Linked DNA regions of Homo sapiens: region 1 is linked to region 2. Evidence: chromatin loops called from intact Hi-C (ENCODE). Cell type or tissue: Calu3. All regions are shown on one strand. Each heading gives the region's core, and the rest is flanking DNA. Links, peaks and the distances in the headings are about the cores only.

Region 1 (10,907 bases), core at 1,407-9,406, 220 kb after region 2:
CCCCTGATATAAGAGCTTAAATATTTTGTCAGAAAAGTAGAAAGTGTAATGCCTTTTTAAAAATTTTATTTTATTTTTGAGATGGAGTCTCTCTCTGTCGCCAGGCTGGAGTGCAGTGGCATGATCCCGGTCACTGCAACCTCTCTCTGCCTCCCAGGTTCAAGTGATTCTCCTGTCTCAGCCTCTTGAGTAGCTGGGACTACAGGCATGAGCCACCACGCCTGGCTAATTTTGTATTTTTAGTAGAGATGAGCTTTCACCATATTGGTCAGGCTGGTCTTGAACTCCTGACCTCAGGTGATCCACCCTCCTCAGCCTCCCAAAGTGCTGGGATTACAGGCATAAGCCACAGCACCCGGCCATCCAATGCCTTTTATTTAGTTCATGTGACTTAAGTAATCTTTGGGAACAAAGACAGTTTTAAAGATTATTGGTAAAATAAAAATATCTTCAAAAATTGTAAACATTTGGCTTAAATTATGCAGGTCAGATACTAGGTTTGCTAAATACTTTAGGTCATAAACTGCTTCTTTGACTTTTAAAAATTGTTCAATTTATTTTGGAGCATTAGATTCTAGATAAGGCCTGGGGATGTGTGAAATTAGCCATGCCCCCTAGCTATGCAAAGAAGGTTATAAAGAAAAGATATTTTACATACGAAAGGATCTTATATGGTAAATTTTTGTCCTAAAGTAAAATAATTGGTTGTTTAAAAGAGGAATGTTTAGGACAAATCAGAAAGTCCAAGCATGTCATACATCGTCTGTGTATGTCATGAAAGAATTTATGAAAGAGAATTTATGCAAGAAATGTACTATTTAAAGGTGATTAGGCCACCTAAATGCTTCATAAAATGACACCATGACTCTTAATTGTACAACCTGCCTGCTTTACAGCTAGGTAAGACCTGGGACATGTGGAGTTAGACACTGGAAGAAGTCAGACTTTATTTGCACTTCTGTGTGGGTCCTAGGCTCCACACCTTGTACATAATTAAAATCCTAAACTTGGCCGGGCGCAGTGGCTGATGCCTGTAATCCCAGCACTTTGGGAGGCTGAGGCAGGTGGATCACGAGGTCAGGAGATTGAGACCATCCTGGCTAACATGATGAAACCTCGTCTCTACTAAAAATACAAAACATTAGCTGGGCGTCATGGCGGGTGCCTGTAGTCCCAGCTACTCAGGAGGCTGAGGCAGGAGAATGGCGTGAACCTGGCAGTCAGAGCCAAGATCATGCCACTGCATTCCAACCTGGGTGACAGAGCGAGACACTGTCCCAAAAAAAAAAAAAAAATCCTAAACTTACCAAGGTTTTCACTAAAAGTAAAGTTGCAAAGAGTTAACATTGTAACATGTAATCAAGACTACTGAAGAAACTGTTTTACATGCAAGGTGTGTAAGAAGAGTAAAATGTGTTATTGGTAAAAGATTATAAGAAGGCATGGGAATGTGGATTTTTTTTTTTTGCCAAGTGTTAAAGAATTGTTTTAAGTTAAGATAAATCTAAAGGTTTGAACAAGTTGTGGAAGGTTTTTAAAAAATAAATCTTATAAAAAATTCTGTGTGTGAAATATTAATATATGTTCCAAAATTGTATGGGATTTCCAAAATTCTAATATGTCTGAGTATATGCTATCAATCATAATTATGGTTATTATGTTAACTGATTGTAAACCACAGAAATAACTAAATTTCCTTGTATAAAGCTACTAATCCAAGTAGAACAAAAAATTAATTAAATACTAAGAAAATATTTTGTCAGATTTTCATGTTAAACCAGCTGATACTGAAATTGTTTAGATATACAATTTGAATGAACTCCATGGTCTAAGTCAAATTACTTATGATAACCCATCAGTTACCAGTGCTATTCAAATAATTTGAAGAAACAACTGGTATTCAAGAGGATATAAGTCTAATGTTAATTAAGCATGGACTCATGGAGAACCAGGATGACCACCTTGTCCTTCTTGAGTCCTTCAAGGTTTTATTATTAAAAGTTCTGCATTCCACAACTCATCATGGAAAAGATAAAATGATCCAAATTGAATATATTGGTGTGGTGACTTATACATTGCTAAAATAGTTTATAACCAATGTTTGGTCCCATATTTCTGGGAAAACAATCAAAGCTTCAGGTACATTTGGTCACCTGATGGGCCATTTAAACATTTTATAAAGGAATTTCTTTCAATTGTTATTTTCTTTTTTCTTTTTTTTTTTGGGGAGTCTCTCTCTGCCACCCAGACTGGAGTGCAGTGGCATGATCTCAGCTCACTGCAACCTCTGCCTCCCAGGCTCAAGGGATTCTCCTGCCTCAGCCTCCTGAGTAGCTGGGATTACAGGCACGTGCCACCACACCCAGCTAATTTTTGTATTTTTAGTAGAGATGGGGTTTCACCATGTTGGCCAGGCTGGTCTCGAACTCCTGGCCTCAAGTGACTGGCCCACCTCAGCCTCCCAAAGTGTAGGGATTACAGGCATGAGCCACTGCACCCTGCCTCAATTGTTATTTTCAATGCATGTTTTCTGGTTGTATAAAAGCTTTCCGATGCAAGAGGGCTGATGTTATAACAGTAGATTATTATGCTATGGTATATTTTCACCAGGTAAAGAAAGCTTTTTATGGTTTGGATCTTCTGAGAACATCAGAGAAAGACTGTCCTTGCCATCCACACTACAGCAAAATTTTGGGACCTTGAACTTTGGGTTTATAATCTCACAACTGAGAAGGGTCCCTCCACATTCTTGGAACTGTATATCCATTGGAATCCTTAAGGTAAAGCTAACTAGGGAAGTTTCTCCCCAGAATAAGATGGCATACTTGATGTGAACAGCTTTTCCCAGGATCATGAATCAAGACTTCTCAACTATCATGAGATCCTTATCTTTGAATATTTTTTTCCTTGCCTATGCCACTACGAATAATAGAAGTGGAAAAGGGGTCTGTTATGTGCACTTATGGGGTATACTTTTATTTGTGAAGGAGTTTGCAGCTAGTCTTATACATGGATAACCTTGTACTTTGATAGATAAAAGATGGAGGCCCAATGTAGGTGAGAAACCTTAATGGTACATACATTGCCTCACAATCAGTCAGAAACAGAACATTGGTTCACTCCTCTTAATGCACATCATAGGTTAAAGAGAACATTGTCAGGAGGCCTTCACTCTTCTAGAAGGGCATCATTAGTTAGGTCCTTTTCCATGGTTTGGAGTAAAATAAGCAATGATTAGAAATGTATCCCTCAAGATAGGCTCTATAGCAAATTCTACTGTAAAGGCTACAGTTACACAACAGACTTTAAGTTCTCTTGTGAAGGTTATGATCGAATTGGCTGAACAGAGAAGTATCTGTGAAGCTGCTGGCCCTCATGGCCTATGGAAAAAACATTGGGTATTATAGAGATTCAGTTGTAGCAGATTAACGAAGACCCTGCTTAGTTAAGTGAGTAGACTCTTTACGTAGCTCATTCTTTAATCTATTTAATTTTAGGAGGTTTGGTTTATGGGGACCCTGGGTAAGGAGCATACTCCAAACTCTTGGTATTATCCTCCCAATAGTCATGATAATAGTCTCCCTGGTGCACTGTATTCTCTCAGACATTTTAAATATTTGCATGCAGCCATCTCTAGAATGTCAGATGGTCTCTCTTCAACTGGAATGACAAGAGCTGAAAGAAATGTGTGACCATGAGGACACCATAACCTATGAATGATGTTCTGAGACTAGAAACCCAAAATGATGGTAACTGAGAGTGGTGCTAAGGCCGTAAGTTTTGGTCACGTTCTCACCTAGGTGAGAACGTGACCAAAAAGGGGTAATTTTTTTTAAACAAAATTATGGGAGGCCATTGTTTTGAACTGAGCTCATGCACTAGGCCCCAACAGACCAAACCAAACCAAAATGGAGTCGCTCATGTTAAGACTTTAAGGAAACACATAGATCCTAGAACAGATCACAGACCAGGTTTTGTTATTCTCCTGCAAATCTCTATAACAAACATTCCTGACAGCAAAGGTACCCAGCCCCTGAAGTTCCCATTAAATCTTTTAACCAAATTCATTTCCTCTTACTCAGAGACCATCAAGCTTCAGATGATCATGCAACATGGGTTCCAGCCAGTTCCAAGTGAAGAGACCACCCCCGGCCATCAAGGAACTATCCTCCCTCCACTAAACAGAGCAGGGCTAGCGTTCCATGATCCCCAATAGGTAGGGACTATGCCCTAAGCCAGCATAAAGTAGTTAAAGAAGAAAGACCATCCGTTCCTCTGCCTTCTATAAAGATTTATGGGGTCACATCTCTCAGGGGAGAAATAAGGCAGGAGAATATGGTCTGGAGGCAGGGAACCTAAGGCCAATTCATGCTGGACTTCCTAGAAGTGAATCAAATGGAAACACTTCAGCTATGACAGGGAATATCCTCTCCATTTACATAGGGCATACACCGAGTATCCAATGGAAACCTCTAGAGGGTATTTAGACCCCAGGAAATTCTGTAATGGGGCTCTTCAACCCCTATGCTTGGGCCACTCCCACCCTGTGTGGTGTGTACTTTTGTTTTCAATAAATCTCTGCTTTTGTTGCTTCATTCTTTTTCTTTGCTTTGTGCGTTTTGTCCAATTCTCTGTTCAAGATGCCAAGAACCTGCACACCCTCTACCAGTAACACTCCTGCCTCCTGGCCTCCTTCCTGGTGTCTTCCCAGTGACCCACTCTCACCAGGCCAAGGAGCAGGGACAGGGTTCTCCTTTCCTCTCTGTCCTCATTTTTACAGGGAGCGGAGAGCGGACAGTGTTAACAATGCAACTTCCTCACTAGGTTTTTGTGAAGATCAAACATATCTGGGACATCCAGTTGCTTTGAAACATTACATGCCATTCAGGTAGACAGGAATTACTCATTTTATGATTGTTACTTTTAGTTTCTTTTCCTCCATAATTTCTGGCTACACTTTGAATTAAATTGTTTTATCAGCGCCCCCTGCTGAGTGCCAATGAAATAATGACCCAATCCTAACTTGGGATGGATTAGACCTAACATGTAGCGGGCAGAGAAAGCCAAAGGACTGACACTAGCATCGCACCAGTACTGACCAGTCAAAACCGACACGGCGTCATGTCCTGGGATGTGCTCCCTGAACCCCAGCCTCAGGGAGCGGAGGAAGGAACCCCTCAGTGTGCCAGGCCCTGTGACGGGGGCTCCAGCTGATTACCTTGGTAACTCTTTCAGCAGGCTCTGAGCTTGTTAGAAATGGGTTGTAAACAGTGTTCATGTCCCACGCTTCTGTGACGCAGCTTGAACATGGTAGGAATGATTGAATTCAAGGTACCCCAGCTCTCTGCCACCCCAATTTGAGGAGCAAAATACCTTCCCTGCTGACCTACCTTTATGCCTGGGTGCCTCCACATAATCAATTTTTTTGTTTGTTTTTGAGACAGAGTCTCGTTCTGTTGCCCAGGCTGGAGTGCAGTGGCGCGATCTCGGCTTACTGCAAGCTCCGCCTCCCGGGTTCATGCCATTCTCCTGCCTCAGCCTCCCGAGTAGCTGGGACTACAGGCATCCACCACCACACCCGGCTAATTTTTTGTATTTTTAGTAGAGATGGGGTTTCACCGTGTTAGCCAGGATGGTCTTGATCTCCTGACCTTGTGATCTGCCCGCCTCAGCCTCCCAAAGTGCTGGGATTACAGGCGTGAGCCACCGCGCCCGGCCAATTTTTTTTATTTTTATTTTTTATTTTTTGAGATGGAGTCTCCCTCTGTCGCCCAGGCTGGAGTGCAGTGGTGTGATCTCAGCTCACTGCAGCCTCTCTCTGCCTCCTGGGTTCAAGCAATTCTCCTGCCTCAGTCTCCCAAATAGCTGGGATTACAGGCTTGCTATTTTTTTTTGTATTTTTTGTTCTTTTAGTAGAGATGGGGTTTCACCATGTTGGCCAGGCTGCTCTTGAATTCCCGATCTCAAGTGATCCACTGGCCTCGGTCTCCTAAAGTGCTGGGATTACAGGCATGAGCCACAGCACCTGGATGCATAGTCAAATACTTTTAGTTAAAGCTCTGAGGTCCGTGTTAAAAAGCCAAGAACTCAGGAGGGGAATATGCCATGCTCTCATCTGACGTGAGCAGTGGCCACGTGATGTTCTTGGTCTTACCCTGTGCTGAGCGGGCTCTGTGGGGATAGGGAGGAGGCCTGGACAGGAAGGTCAGAGGACCCAGGATTTAAACTGGCTGGGTGACCATGAGTGGGTTACCCAAGGAGGGGAAGAATGCAGACTTGAGCTCTTGGGAGCTTTCTCTGATGAGCTTTTGGATCCCAGGGCAGCTGTCCTTGGCCAAGAGAACAACCAAACAGTTGAGACAAGTCTCTGGTCTGGGCTGAAGCCTGCGTCAAAGTTGTTGGACTAGCACTCTGGGATTCCATTTCTGATTCTGTATGTCTAATCTTTTGCTTCCCATTCTCTGCATTGAGCAGTCTGTTTGTGGGCTCTGGAATCGACAGACTCGTTTTTAAAATGTAGAATCTGTCACTTATCGGCTATGGGACCTTGGGCAAATTACTTAACCTCCCTGAGCTTCCATTTTCTCCTCTGTAAAACAGCTTTATATATAGCGAGAATGAATAAGTCAATACACACAAAGTGTACATCTCAGCGCCTGGCACCGAATAACCTGTCATTTCATCGGCAAGTTTTATTTTTATTTTAAAACAGACCCAAATTCCTACATTTCTTCCTATCTCCACTGCTACCATCAAGTCACTCTCATCTCCTTCCTGGTTTATGGCAAGGACTTCCTAATGGATCTCTCTGCTTCTGCTCTGGCACTCACAGCCAGGGCAATCTTTGTAAAGTGTCCCCAGAGCCTGTGTCACCTCTGTCTAAAGGCCTCTAATTGGCTTCCTGCTGTGACTGGAGTAAAATCCGCAGCACTGACAGTGGTCTATCCAGCCAGCCTCGCTGCCCTCAATTCTCCCATCAAGCCCCGGCCAGCCTCGCGTCCTTCCTGAGTGTGCCAAGCTCACTCACTCCTTGAGGTCTTTGCACCGAGATTTCCTCCCTTGGAAAAGGTTCCTCAGGTCCCCGCAGGGTTGGCTTCCTCCCTTCTTTTAAGTCTCAGCTCAAACGTGAGAGTAGCACCCAACCGCGTTACCTCTGCCGGCACCCCCGTCACCTCTACTGTGCTCCAATTTGCCCTCTTTGTAGCATTCACCATCTCCTCACTTACTTAGATGCCCAGGCACCCATTTACTGTTGGCCCTCCCCGTAGATGACCACCTCCATGACAGCAGGGACCAAGGTGGTCTGTGGTCATGGCTCTTTCCCCAGTACTTGTCTTTGGGTCTGGACACAGGAGACCCTCTAAACTATTTATTGAATTTTATTTTACTTTTTAAAAAATATTTATTTATTTATTTTAGAGACAGGGTCTCACTATGTTGTCCGGGCTGGTCTCGAACTCCTGGACTAAAGCAATTCTCCCATCTCAGCCTCCAGAAGTTCTGGGATTACAGGCATGAGCCACCAGGCCCGGCCTGCTGAATAAACATTATTTTTTAAATTCTATAAAACACCAGGTTGAAAGTTCTTTTATCGGAGGGGAAGATGTGAAAGTGGAGTCCTTGGTGGCTGCTGAAAACCGCTGCTCATCAGACTTCTGCGTCTGAGCTTGCCCTTCGCTTTCCTCTTGTGGGGACCCCTCTAACCCCCGGCCTGTGTATAGAGCGACAAGCCCGGCACAGGGCAGGGAGAAAGGGAGCAATGGGCGGGCGGAGAAAGGAACGGGAGTGTCTAAGGCAGCGCCCTCTGGTGGGCACAAACTCCGTGACAAGTTGGAGACCTGCAACACACTCCGCCCGCAACTCCATTCTTGCAAGTTTTCACCTAGTTTGCCCCTCTTGTCAGATGGGAACTCAAGCTCGTGCCCTGCCTATGCAGTCACTTTTCACCTTGTATTGCAGTCATTCGACTCTCCCATGGGATGGAAAGCCACTGGGGCCAGGGCTGGCTCTAGTCCATCTCTGGATGCCCCATGGCTAGGACTGTGGTGTCTCTGCCAAACACATGGCTTTCACGTGTATGTGGGGACAAATCCTGCACGCTGAGACCCAGGGGCCTACTCCCTGGGCTGCCCTAATCCTTTGAGTCACTCAGCATGCTGTTGGCTTTGTCTCAGAGTTTTATTATTCTTGTCATCTCTCACCCCATCCCCTAGAGAAAGGGCTTCCCACCAAATGACTTAGCCTCCTGCCAGGGCTAAGCAGGCTCCTCCGGCAGGTCTACCAATCAAGTTATTATACGCAACCTTTTTTTCTTCTTTCTTTTCTTCCTTCTCTCTCTCTCTGTCCTTCCTTCCTTCCTTCCTTCCTTCCTTCCTTCCTTCATTCCTTCCCTCCTTCCCTCCCTTCCTTCCCTCCTTCCCTCCCTTCCCTCTCCTTTCCTTCCTTCCTTCCCACTCCTTCCTTAATTTCTTTCTTTCTTTCTTTTTCTTTCTTTTTTTTCTCCTTTCAACTCAAATCACTCTGTGGAGAGCAGGAAGCAGACATAATTTGGGACAGGGCCTCTGAGTGTAAGTCCCAGGCCCTGCCACCTACTGTCTGGACATCGTTTTCCTTGACTGTGAAATGGGCTGATTCTAAGCCCTGCCCTGCTGTCCTCACAGGAAGGCTGCACAGAGCAAATGAGGTGTGGTATGAAATGGAAGATCCATGTCAACTTTAAAGTGTGGCCCAAACCTGATTATGCAGTAAGATCATCTGGATTTGCTTGTTTTGAAAAACTGAAAACTAAGACTCCCTACCCTCTCCCCACACACGGGGAAGTTTTAAAAGTATGTGACATTGAAGTCAAATTCTGGAACATTTGGGAAAAAATGAGATTTCTGGGCCTTTCTGATGTTTGGTGAAGGCTTGTGCTTTGAGCCACGCTGCAGGCAGCATGGAGCTGGCCCCAGCCTCTTCCGTCTTCACAGGGCATCACAGGCCCTCCTGGCTGAAGGAGCCTCAGAATCTCCTAGGCTGATTCGTCTTATGGCTGGGGAAGGGAGCAGGCTCAGAGAGGTGGGACTCACCTCTCCACAGGCAGTGGGGCTGCGGCGGGCTGAGTGAGGCGGGGCACAGACTTAATGGCCAGCAAGAGTTGGAGCAGAAGTGGGTCCCGGCCAAGGAGCTGGAGAGGCAGAGGTGGAGCCTCACAGGGGACTCCTACCCTAGCCCAGCTCCAGGCCTGTCTGTGCACATACCTGCTGCCTGTGAGGAGGGGAAAAAGAGAGAGCAGGGAATGGGGGTTTCCCTTGCAGAGGAACTGGAACAAATGCTGGAAGTCTCAAGAGCTGGTTTCTTGGTGGTTTCTTCCACAAGCTTGCTGTGAAGCCTTGGAAAGGCCACTTACTCTCTCTGGTCCTTCATTTCACCATCAGTAAAACGGATATAACAGACCCATTTATTAATCCTACAGATATGAATCGACAACCAACTATGTGCTGGGCACCAGCCTAGGTGATATGGACCCTGTGGGGAGCAAGGCAGGAACAGTTCCTGCCTCTGGGGATGAGTGGAAGCTGGAAAAATAAACACAAAGTAAATATGATGAGCATCACTCTGAAGGCAAGACCAGGTACTGGGCTGGCACAGAGGAGGAACGTCTAACTTTGCCTGTCGTAGGATGAGGGGAGGTGGTTAGGGAGGGCTTCCCAGAAGAGGTGGCATGGCAGCTGAGGTAGGAGGGATGAGTGGGAGCTAATCAGGCTGGTGGGTGCGAGGACAGGGAAGCATTCATTCCTCCCCCTCTCCTCCTCTATCCTTGAGGTCACCCTTCTTTAGAACATGTTAGCAAAGGATGTCTGTGTAGTCACTTCTGAGGTCTGTTTAGAATCCAGACTCACTCCCACATGCCCAGCATGCACCCATTCTGTCCCCTCCCCACCAGCCTCACGTGTCTGAGCAGGATGTCGAATGTTACCGGTGGGTGGGGCAAGTCCAGGAATGACAGTGTTTGTGTCTGTGTGTGGGGAGAGTATTTAAAGCTTGCACTAAGTATGACTTTGCCCACAGTCTGCGGGAAGCGCCCAAAAGCTACACCTTTCCCAGGGTCCTCTGGGAGTGCTGGTCTGTCCCCTCCACCTCCTCCCCTCTGAGCAGCTTCCACCTGCCCCCACACAGTGACTGGCCTCATTTAGCCTCAGTTCCCCTCTTGGGAGTCCCTTGGTCCGATGGAAACAGGACAGTGAGCCTGGCGTGGTGGCTCATGCCTGTAATCCCAGCACTTTGGGAGGCTGAAGCGGGTGGATCACCTGAGGTCAGGAGTTCGAGACCAGCCTGGCCAACATGGTGAAACCCCCATCTCTACTAAAAATACAGAAATAGCCGGGTGTGGTGGCGGGTGCCTGTAATCTCAGCTACTTGGGAGGCTGAAACAGGAGAATCGCTTGAACCCCGGAGGCAGAGGTAGCATTGAGCTGAAATCATGCCATTGCACTCCAGCCTGGGAAAGAAGAGCAAACTCTGTCTTTAAAAAAAAAAAAAAAATCCGGGCACAGTGGCTCACGCCTATAATCCCAGCACTTTGGGAGGCTGAGGCGGGTAGATCACAAGGTCAAGAGATCCAGACCATCCTGGCCAACATGGTGAAACCCCGTCTCTACTAAAAATACAAAAATTAGTTGGGCTTGGTGTCACGTTCCTGTAGTCCCAGCTACTCAGGAGGCTGAGGCAGAAGAATCACTTGAACCCAGGAGGCGGAGGTTGCAGTGAGCCCAGATCGTGCCACTGCTCTCCAGCCTGGTGCCAGAGCAAGACTCCATCTCAAAAAACAAGCAAACAACAACAACAAAAAACAAGACAGTGAGTTCAGGTCTTTATTCTTCCTGATCCCAGTGGCAGGTGGGGAGAAGGGACCCATGGAGAGTCCA
Region 2 (10,907 bases), core at 1,860-9,859:
TGTCGTTACCCTCTCAAGATTATAGGGTCAGAGTGTGTAAATTAGTGGGATCCCCAGGTATAATTATATTTTGACCCCCAATATTAAGTTCATGAATTTTTGACAATTAGTACATTTTCACAAATGTTAAGTTAGAACCTATGTTGTAGAGGCGCAAAAACCAATCAGTGCTGTTTTTAATCTTTTTGTTACACAACTTCTTTAGTATATAAATTAGGAATCTTGAATTTCCAATTAAATCAAATTGTGGAAAATATAGCATATATTCAGCTTGCCATATATATATATATGTATGTATGTATGTATATATATATATGTATGTATGTATGTATATATATATATGTATGTATGTATGTGTATATATATATATATATATATATATATATATATATATATGTATGTATGTATATTTATTTATTTATTTATTTGAGACGGAGTCTTGCTCTGTCACCCAGGCTGGAGTGCAGTGGCTTGATCTTGGCTCACTGCAACTTCCGCCTCCTGGGTTCAAGCCATTCTCCTGCCTCAGCCTCCTGAGTAGCTGGGATTACAAGCATGTACCACCACACCCAGCTAATATTTTTGTATTTTTAGCAGAGATGGGGTTTCTCCATGTTGGCCAGGCCAGTCTCAATCTCATGACCTCAGGTGATCCACCCACCTCAGCCTCCCAAAGTGTTGGGATTACAGGTGTGAGCCCCCACACCCAGCCTATTTATTATATTTATTTTAAAATATGTATATAATTTATTTACATACATTATTTTATATGTAGTTTATATTTAAATTATATACATTTATTTATATATAATTTATACATACCTTTTATTTTCCTCTGTATCTAGGGGTTTGTTCATAAATCAATAAGTAATCTAAGGCTAGCATTATGTTTCCTAGATTTGGTGTTTGCTCAGTACCTAAAGTTTAAAGTTCTAGGCTGGTCATGGTGGCTCACACCTATAATCCCAGCACTTTAGGAAGCTCAAGTGGGTGAATTGCTTGAGCCCAGTAGTTTGCAACCAGCCTGGGCAACATAGTAAAACCTCTTCTCTACCAAAAAAAAAAAAAAAAAAAAAAAAAATCAGTCAGGTGTTGTGATGCACACCTGCAGTCCCAGCTATTTGGGAGGCTGAGGTGGGAGGGTTGCTTGATTCTGGAAGATTGAGGCTGCAGTGAGCCACGATAGCACCACTGCACTCCGGCCTGGTCAACAGAGTTAAATAAATAAATAAATAAATAAATAAATAAATAAATAAGGTTTCTCTGCTTTTCTTGGAGTTGTAGCTGCCTAAAGCATTAGTCTCTCTTGTTTGATTTTTGTTGTTGTTGTTTTTGAGGCTTTTAGCCAGCAGAAGCTGTGGGTGTTAATTTCAGCCTCTGGTTGATAAGAGGAAGGAGGAAAGGGACCCACTGTCTCTAGGAAGGAGGCGCTCTCTGGGATGGCCCCGACTGCCAAATAACCAGTCCATTTTTTCTCCTTTTAAGTAAAAATTTTAGAATGGCTAGCATTTCTAGGTATCTAAATAGGAAGATCTCTCTCTCTCTCTCTCTTCTCTCTCTCTTTCTCAATGTTTGCCTGACAAACTCTTGGTGGTATCAAGTAGCCCCCTATTGTTTTGACCTTACAAATTGTTACTGGAAAAACTTTGGGAGTGACCTCCAGCATACTGGATTCACAGGCAGCTGCTTCTCTTTCCAGGGTGCCCTAATTGACATCTGAGGGGTCGGGATGGGGACCAGGAGCGACCACAGCAAGGAATGCAGCAAAGGAGGTGCTGGCGGCAGCAGCCCTGACTCTTGGGAGGCGCTGTGGGACTCCGGTGAAGTGACTCCACCAGCGGCTAGGGCTGGACAGTTAGATCCTTTCCCCTGTCTCCACTCACTGACACAGAGAGCCCAATGTCGGATCACCCCTTTCTGACTGTTACTCGGGAGGAATGCTGCTGTCCTAGAGCGTGATAGCTCATGTCTCTCAGTAGTGAGATGGAGGTAGAGCTACACTGTCCTGGCTGCCTCACTCTGGCTGGACACCAGGACTTCGTCATTTATAGCCGATACAGTCCTGACCACTACTAAGACCCCAGGTCACAGGGACAGCATGCCTGGCTCAAGGGGCAACACACCCCCAAAGAGTGGTCAACTGTTTAGGATCCTCGTAATCTCAGGAAGGGAGGCTGAGGTGGAAGGGAAACACACCTTCCTTGCCATGGAACCTGCTGGAGACAGTAGCTACCTTAACGGTAATAGAGAAACGTGAATAGTTTCATTCCAAACAGCATCCTCATAGCTTGGTGACTTAGTGGACATTCTGTGAGAATGTTCATCTCTCATCTCTCAGGCTCCTCGTCCCTCTTACTAATTTACCTGGGGGAGGTGCCTGGATGAGAAGAATGAAGGGGGAAAGAGGTGGGAGGAAGAGAGAGAGAAGGGGAGGGACCGAGTGCAGGTTTCTGATGGGGATGGTGAGATACAGCTAGAGGATTAGGAAAGCCCTAAGACTCACAGGCAACTTCATGGTGGGAGAAGGACTAAATAAGGAGCTGGGGGTACTAATTAAATCTGAGAACAAATGAGGGCAAGAGAGCAGCCCCAGGGAGGGACATGACCACTTTCCTCCCTGTCTGTGCCCCACTCATGAGAGTCCAGAGCAGGTGGACTGAATGACTAAATGAATTTTGTTAACTTTTCTTCAAGCCCCCTAAAAACTTATCTTTTCTCCTTGGCAGATACATCTTTCGGGAAATTTGGGAAAGATTTGAAGTGGAGAGAAAGTTAAATGGGGGTAAGATTATTGGAATAAAATGAACAGACTTTAAGACAAACAGCTCTGACCTCTCCAGGAGGTTTCTGGAATGGCCAGGGAGGAACTTAGTGAGACATATGTAGTGGGTGTGAGTGCCAAGGGTGGCTTTGGAAAGGTATGTGCTGTTCAGAGACGGAATTAACGCACTTCTGACGCCTTTTCAGCCTTCCCGTTTACAATGGGTGGGTGTTTTAATCAGCAGAAAAAGTCTCAGTCCAGTGCATGTTCTGCCACACCCTAGTCTGAAAAACAGGGGCGGGATAAGGCAGAAAAACCCATCTCCACCTCGAAGGCAAACAGGTTCTGTGAGCACAGGCCAGCACCTGATGACCAGGAAGGGGAGAAGGCCGGATAGTCCCTTGTTCCAGGTTGCACTGGTCAGTGAGAGAGGGAAGAGGGGTTGACTCCTCTCGTCTGTCCAGTTTTGAGGTACCCCTACAAGCCCAGGCCAAGCAATCTTATAGGAAAGATACCATTCAGAAACTGTTATGATTAGATTCATACTACACCGTGGTGCTAACCCCTAAGACAATCCTGCATTTAACAGATATAGAACCCAAAATTTAGTTGTGACTTGGCCACAACAACACAGCTTTTCAGTGGAGGACCAGGATCCTAAGCTAGGTCTTCAGATGCCCCAAAAGGAGATAACTTTTCTAACAGTAAGTACCCTCTCAGGGTTAATGCCAGTGGGCTCCAGCTTGGAGCCTGCTGTTTCAATGCAGTGTCTTGTGAGAGTTATTGCCTTCTACCCCTCAGCCATGTAGCTCTCTCTGCTGACAGCCACTGTGCCTCCAGCCCAGCCATGGACATCCAGACTTTGAGGAACTAGAACCCAGGCCTTCAAATAGGCTTCCTTTCCAAGTGTCTGGTGATTCTCTTTGGTTTGAGATGCTCTGTCTTTAAAAATTCCTCTACCTAATCCTTAAATGGTTTGGTTTCTAGGACTCAGTCTGAGACCCTCTAGGACTCAGTCTGAGACCCTCTTTTCTTCCCTGATCTCATCCATTTCCATTTCAATTAATATGTGTGTCCATGATTCTTTTTTTTTTTTTTTTTTTGAGATGGAGTCTTGCTCTGTTGCCCAAGCTGGAGTACAGTGGCATGATAGCTCACTGCAACCTCCACCTCTGGGGTTCAAGCGATTCTCCTTCCTCAGCCTCCCGAGTAGCTGGGATTATAGGCGCGTGCCACCATGCCTGGCTAATTTTTGTATTTTTTTTTTAGTAGAGACGGGGTTTCGCCATGTTGGTCAGGCTGGTCTCGAACTCCTGACCTCGTGATCCACCCACCTTGGCCTCTCAAAGTGCCGGGATTGCAGGCGTGAGCCACCGTGCCCGGACCCATCATTCTTAAATTTACATCTTCAGCCCAGATCTCTCAGCTGAGCTCCAGATCGACATTTATTATCTTTAAGCTCTCTGCCAGGATGTCTCACACAGTCTACAAACTCTGCAAATCCCAAGTGTACTCTATAATACCCTAAACCTTCTTCCCATGTACCTCTGATATATTGGAGTTCGTATCTCCACTGCCACTATCCACCATTCTTCCTCTATCTAGTATCCCTACATCCATACTGGCTCCCTTTAATCCATCCTCCATCTTTTCCAGAGCTTTCCAAATTCAAATTCTTTTTTTTTCTTTCAAAGGTGATGTTTCTATTGTCCAGGCTGGAGTGCAGTTGATTTAAGCTCACTGCAGCCTGGAACTCCTGGATTCAAGCGATCCTCCCACCTCAGCCTCCTGAGTAGCTGGAACTACAGGTGAGTGCCACCACACCTGGCTACTTAAATTTTTTTTGTAGAGATGGGGTCTCGTTGTGTTGCCCAGGCTGGTCTTGAACTCCTGGCCTCAAGCAGTCCTCCCACCTTGGTCTTCCAAAGTGTTGGGATTACAGGCATGAGCCACCGCACCAGGACAACCAAATTCAAATTTGTAAGATGGCTTTCAAAGCCCTATGTGATGTCATTCCAGTCCATCTCTCCAGAAACTCACCTCTGGCTCCCTGTGCTGTAAAGGGCCTTTCCCCTACTTTCCTTAATACCTCTCGTTCTTCAGTTCTTGGTGTAGATATTCATCTTCAGGGATGTCTTCCCTACTCCAGCTCCCTCGTATTCCCTCCGAGAACTCTCTATACCCTTCCTCATGACACTCATCCCAAATGTAATTGGCAAAATTACTTTTGAGACACTAAGTGCCATGAGGGCAGGTATCTGTCTTATTTTTCATTGTACTCCTAGCACCTAAAACAGACCTTCCAGTTTATTGAATGGATGGCACATAGTAGGGCTCAATAAATGGATCCCCCCATTTTCTGCTTTCTCATTTCCTTTGAGAATCAAGCCTTACTTTGGGACTAGGCCACCCTGTCAAGTGAGACAGGTCGTGTTTTCTCTGTCACCTAAGAAGACCCACTTGAGTTAGACTGCATTCCAGTCCAGGGCGAAAGAAAGAAAAAAAGAGCTGAAAAGGCCACCCCAGAACTGCACTAGAGAGAAGCCCAGAGTAAGTTCATAAAATTTGCTAAATCAAATGACAGATGCCTTTCTTAGGCGGGTGTGTACTGTTCAGGGTGAAATAAAGCCATCCAAACTCCTTTTCAGCCATTCCCTTCACAAAGCACAGCCCAAATGGCTTTGCACACTCATGTCTGTGTTTTGTCAGGTAAAGATTCCTGTTTCGCCTCTTGCTAGCATCCATCTGTTCATCCAGGCAAGGCTGCCCCACCCTGACACACAAAGGAGGGACTAGCTGAAGAATCAACCATATGGTCAGCAATGACTAAAACCACCCATTCCAGCAGGCTTGGCTAAGAAAGCTAATATTTGAAAAGCTGTGGTTTGAGGAACTAGGTGAGTTATGGGAAATTCTAATTTGTTTTATATCTTGTAGATGGTACTTCAGTTAAAAGTTATAAACCACAGACACACATGGCTTATGCAGGACCATTTTTTCTGTTCCTGATCTGTCCCTCTTCATTGTGTGAAGCTGGATGGTTCGTGTTTACTTCACAGCTCCTAAAGTTGAAGATACTGAGTATTTAAAGATATAAATGTTTAATTAAAAAATTATTAGCTTTTAACCTTGTAACATACTCAGGTTTGGAGTAGAAAGGTACTGCAGTACAGTGTTAGGAGCCCAGTGACAAAGAATTCCCAGGATAATGACTGGATGTCATTTCCATGAAGAGGCTTGCTGCTGGCCTATACTGCCAGCTTAAGCAAACTGGGAAAAGATGTGTCCTCTGAGATGTAACCCTATCTTTGGCAGGCTGAGCACAGGCTAGATTTCAGCCTCTCATTCACCCTCCTTCCTCTCTCAACTGGGTGCCTTTGTGTAGTACGTAAACTCTATAATTACACACGGTAGCCCTGCCTTTATATGAATGTATAGATTTTAAAAATATAAATCAGGGATGAAACACTACCAGTAGTCTTATTCAAAACAATATTATTTAATTTAATATTTTCACCTATGAGAGGTAATGAATGCAGAAATATAGTCTCCATTATAGCAGACAGGAAAAAATACATTATCCTACTATTTTCTAGAAAAATGATTGTGGCATTAGCAAATCAAATGGAAAAAGTGAATAAGCAGACTGAGATTACCTGAAAATAGTTAGTTGCTAGTAAGATTCAGTACAATGTATGTTTATTAAATAATCGCTACTAGAACAAACATCTGCGACAACTATGAAGTTAGGAAATGCTGTATTAGCTTGAACAGTTTATCTGTTGGTCACATTAATAAGTGACTCAGAAATATTACAAGTATGGAAAGGCATGATAGTGAACAATGCCACATGAGTCCATTAAGCAAAAATAGATAATGGCCCCTATATCTTAGAACAGACTCACTTATTCATTGGTATGAATAATTTAGCTCTAAAAAGAAAAATCCAAAAGAAGCGAAGACTAACTGTGGAAAGGACTTTGAACTTTTCCTTTTAGAAAGTTAAAAAAAAGAAAAAAAGTGTACATGACTACCACAGCTTGACAACTACCATGTGGCACATTTTATATGACATGAGAAAAAATGGTCAAAAGATCTCAACTTTCTGGAAGTCAACTCAAAAGCTGAGGGCAACTAGCATTTTTGGATTTTACAGTATAGAATGGAATTCCCTTTATATTGAAAACTAAATCATGGACCTTGCTCATAGTAATTTTTCTCAAAGGTTTAGGCACTTTGCAACAGGCTATTGCCAATCTAGAAAAACTGACGTGAAAAAATAATTAGGTCATGTAAATATTAAATACAAATCATGTGATTACATTCAAAGACATGAGATGTCTTAAATGAATAACATATTTTCATTCTGACAAGTGCACACTAGAATCACCTTGCAGAGAAGTGCAGTTGGGCAGTACCACTGTACTGTACCACTGTACCACTTGCTGACAGTCTAGAGCAGGGGAGACAAACTCCCAAGCCAGAGAGTAAACATTTTAGGCTTTGCAGGCTACATACAGTTTCTGTTGCATATTCTTCTTTCTCTAAACGTTTTTAAAATGTAAAAACCAGCTGGGCACGGTAGCTCACGCCTGTAATTCCAGGACTTTGGGAGGCCAAGGCAGGTGAATCACTTGAGGTCAGGAGTTCAAGACCAGCCTGGCCAACCCAGCTCTACTAAAAATACAAAAATCAGCCAGGCATGGTGGCATGGTGGCATGTGCCTGTAGTCCCAGCTACTCGGGAGGCTGAGGCAGGAGAATCGCTTGAACCTTGGGAGGCGGAGGTTGCAATGAGTTGAGATCCTGCCACTGCACTCCAGCGTGGGTGACAGAGAGAGACTCTGTCTCAAAAAAATAAATAAATATATATATATATATATAAAGAATAAAATAAAATAAAATAACCATTCTTACCTTGCAGGCCATACAACGCAGCCTGAATTTGGCCCATGGGTTGTAGTTTACCAACCCCTGATCTAGACCCCTTTGATATTATGACACATTTTTATCATTTTCTTTTAGGCACAGATGATCTCTGAATGAATGCTTATAGGGAACCATATGTATATGCTTAAAGATTTCTCTAATAAATATGGTTGCTGCAACTTTAGAGTTAATTCTGCAAATTCAATTTAAAAGTGATGATTACAGATCTGGCATTGCCAGATGTTTCAGAAGCTTTATGACAATTTTGTGAATATTTAAGTTACCAATGACTAAATTCAGTTCAAGTATCAACACTACATTTTTAAAGCAATGAAGCAGGTCTTGTAAGGGTTGAAAAGGAACTGTATGCAGAGCAGTGACCTGTGGCTGATGCTATACTGACTGATGGCTGCTGAGCTAGAGTAGGGGAATTTTAGGTCACTTGCAGCCTGTAACTGAATTTCTTGATTTGCATTTTAGGGTTTTCTATTTAAAAAAAAATTCTTGTGACCAGTCTTCTACACTAGCTGCCTTTGAAATCAGGTAGTAATTAGCTGAATTTAATGATAAAATGAAGACCTTGAGAAATAATATTTGTTATTTAAAGTACATGAAAATGGGTGGTCAGAACCTGCTTAGCTTTCCTCCAAAATGGCTGAATGTGTATCACAGCAATGGAAATGCTGTAGCTAACAAACGACTTAAGTTCTTGAATGATCTGTCTTCTCCTTAGCTGCTCTGCTGGCCTATCAGAGAAGACTGTGCCTTGGTGAAACTTGTTGTCCCTTACAGTTTCCACTTTTCTTTCAGCAATGTCAAGGTTTCATACTCAAGGCAAAAGTTTATACTCCAAAGTCAGAGTTTTATCTTCAGTTTGAATTTCACGTGTAGAAGTGTCCATATCTGGGTATATGAAGCTGACTGGGCTGATAATTTTGGAGAAATGGTGAAGTCCAGTGGAATGCTCCCAAGGACCTCAACAACACCAGCAGCTCCCCCATGTAGCAATTACGTAGTTAGATATTTTAACAAGTATTTCCTAATTCTTTTTTTTTTTTTTTTTTTTTTTTTTTTTGAGACAGGGTCTCACTCTGTTGCCCAGGCTGGCTGGAGTACAACAGTTAAAAGACAGTATTGAAAATTTCCAGTCAGCTGGGTCAAGATGACATGATTCCTTTTTTTTTTTTTTTTCATTTTGCAGCTCCTTCCATAAAGGGGTTTAACTACTTTAAATCAAATTTTAGTCTTTTTTTTTTTTTTTTTTTTTTTTTTTTGAGACAGAGTCTCGCTCTGTTGCCCAGGCTGGAGTGCAGTGGCACAATCTTGGCTCACTGCAAGCTCTGCCTCCCAGGTTCACGCCATTCTCCTGCCTCAGCCTCCCGAGTAGCTGGGACTACAGGCGCCCGCCACCATGCCCGACTAATTTTTTTGTATTTTTAGTAGAGACGGGGTTTCACTGTGTTAGCCAGGATGGTCTCGATCTCCTGACCTTGTGATCTGCTCACCTCGGCCTCCCAAAGTGCTGGGATTACAGGCATGAGCCACCGCGCCCGGCCCATTATTTTTAAATAGTTAGAACATAGTGAATAAGCTATAATTGTAGACACTGAAAAACAAGACAAAGTGATCAAACTAATTATAGCACTGACAGGATGCAAAATGGAAGACAGAGGTAGGTCTGCAAACAGCCACACAGGTGGAAATTCCAATTGTAAATGGTTCTCTTTGAAATACTCAGTTTTACATAAATGCTTATCCAGCAGCACGTCATAAACCACAGGGCCAAAACAATTTCTTGTCACGTAAACATGGCGTTGGTAGCTAAAACTCAAATTTAGCAACAAATAATTGTTTTCATAGGACTCATAAGATAACCTTAAATTGTTAGATGCTTTTAGGGCATTGGCTAATTCAGAATTGGCTGGTATTATAACAGAACTTAATTTTTGCAGGCATTTAAAGATTTTCATGCATTATGTACCTGAAGGTTTTGTCTCTTAATTTTCTTTGAACCACACCTCTTCTCCTTATTATAAGAAAAACCCTCTTAGGGTAAGGGAAGTCCAAATTAACTGTCCTGAAATTTTGCATTATATTTAAACCATAATATTTGATTTACTTCTGTCAAACAAAACACTACTATTTGGGTTCTCATTTGTAGATTATTTAAAAACATGTTTTTCCTGTTAATTATCAATGCATTTACTATCACAAGGATTAAAAAGATCACTTCAGGTGGTGGGGATGTTTCATGAAACACCATGGTGGGGAGTAGGTAGTGGGCAGGCAGAGTGACAATCAGCTTAACCTCCTTTCACCTAGCTGTTCTTTAGAAAAACAAAAATAAAAGTCAAATTGCTTTCAGTTTTCAAGAGTGAAAATGGAGGCACAAGAAGGATATTCAGATGTGCAAGCAAATTGCTTCTTTTACATCCTTATATTTTCTTTTCTTTTCTTTTTTTTTTTTTTTTTTTTTTTTGAGACGGAGTCTCGCTCTGCCACCATGCCCGGCCTCACAAAGTATTTTCTAAAATATAATTTGCTGTAGAGTTCACAGATGAGCACTTTTCACATTAGGTGATATGCAAACAAATCACTATTGGCTCAGCAGGAAACAGACTTTTTGTACACTCTAGTTAACATGAAGTTTTCCAATAAAACAAATGACAGCGGGAGGGGGTAGTGAGGAATTCAACTCTGTAATGTCCACCTAGAATCCAAGTAGGAAAAAAATAAAGCTATTGAAATAATTTAGTAATATCCTATAGGTCACCAGTGATTTCCATAAAATGCTGCACAGATACAAAGTCTTGAGTATGTTACTTAGTAGCTAAAAAGAGAGCCTTGTGTGAGGCACAGCTGACTTGGAACATTAAAGAGCCTGGCTTCCCTTTCTGCTTTCCATTCTCCCAACAGAAAAAAAGGTCTTCAAAGAATTGGCCAGTCTTACAGCTCACCTTGGGGTGTAGATGACTCTCCACTGTGGTGCTAGGCAATTTTATTGAACAGGTGGCCACTGGTGGTGATGGCTGAACCACTCATTAAACAAATTGCTCTAAATGGCCTCAGTATCAAGGTGTGCTTTCTGTACCCTTAATCTGACTTTAATCCTGCAGAACCTCAGTCTTACCATGTTTAACAGCATTGCCATGTACGATATGCCTTTATCCTACACTGTATATATACTCTTTATGCAGAAGTATATCTAACTGAAAAGT

Evidence for each region. Peaks named below come from ENCODE experiments on the same cell type or tissue, not always from the same donor. Only the 100,000 strongest peaks of a DNase experiment are listed, where the experiment ranks them.
Region 1: a loop joins it to region 2, with 4 times the contacts of the local background. A loop is called at or near these places in 13 of 110 quality-filtered maps.

What each region holds. Positions count from the first base shown.
Region 1 is chr11:76,804,488-76,815,394 of GRCh38, reverse strand. It overlaps LOC124902720 (a long non-coding RNA gene), which reads left to right. Exons shown (of 3, transcript XR_007062789.1): 3 at 2,611-2,694. Among named protein-coding and RNA genes, the nearest start is that of TSKU, 27 kb to the right of the region's middle. RefSeq lists enhancers at 4,840-4,929, 7,851-7,900, 7,981-8,030. In Calu3, for the core only: CTCF peaks have their summits at 4,761, 4,966 (motif pointing left) and 7,823 (motif pointing left); DNase peaks (open chromatin) are centred at 4,994 and 7,784.
Region 2 is chr11:77,022,130-77,033,036 of GRCh38, reverse strand. ACER3 (alkaline ceramidase 3) reads right to left here. Exons shown (of 11, transcript NM_018367.7): 11 at 6,240-10,907. The region is part of intron 1 of ACER3-AS1 (ACER antisense RNA 1); the gene reads left to right. Among named protein-coding and RNA genes, the nearest start is that of B3GNT6, 6.8 kb to the left of the region's middle. RefSeq lists a silencer at 8,048-8,097. In Calu3, for the core only: no CTCF peak of the experiment used is centred there; DNase peaks (open chromatin) are centred at 3,086 and 5,526.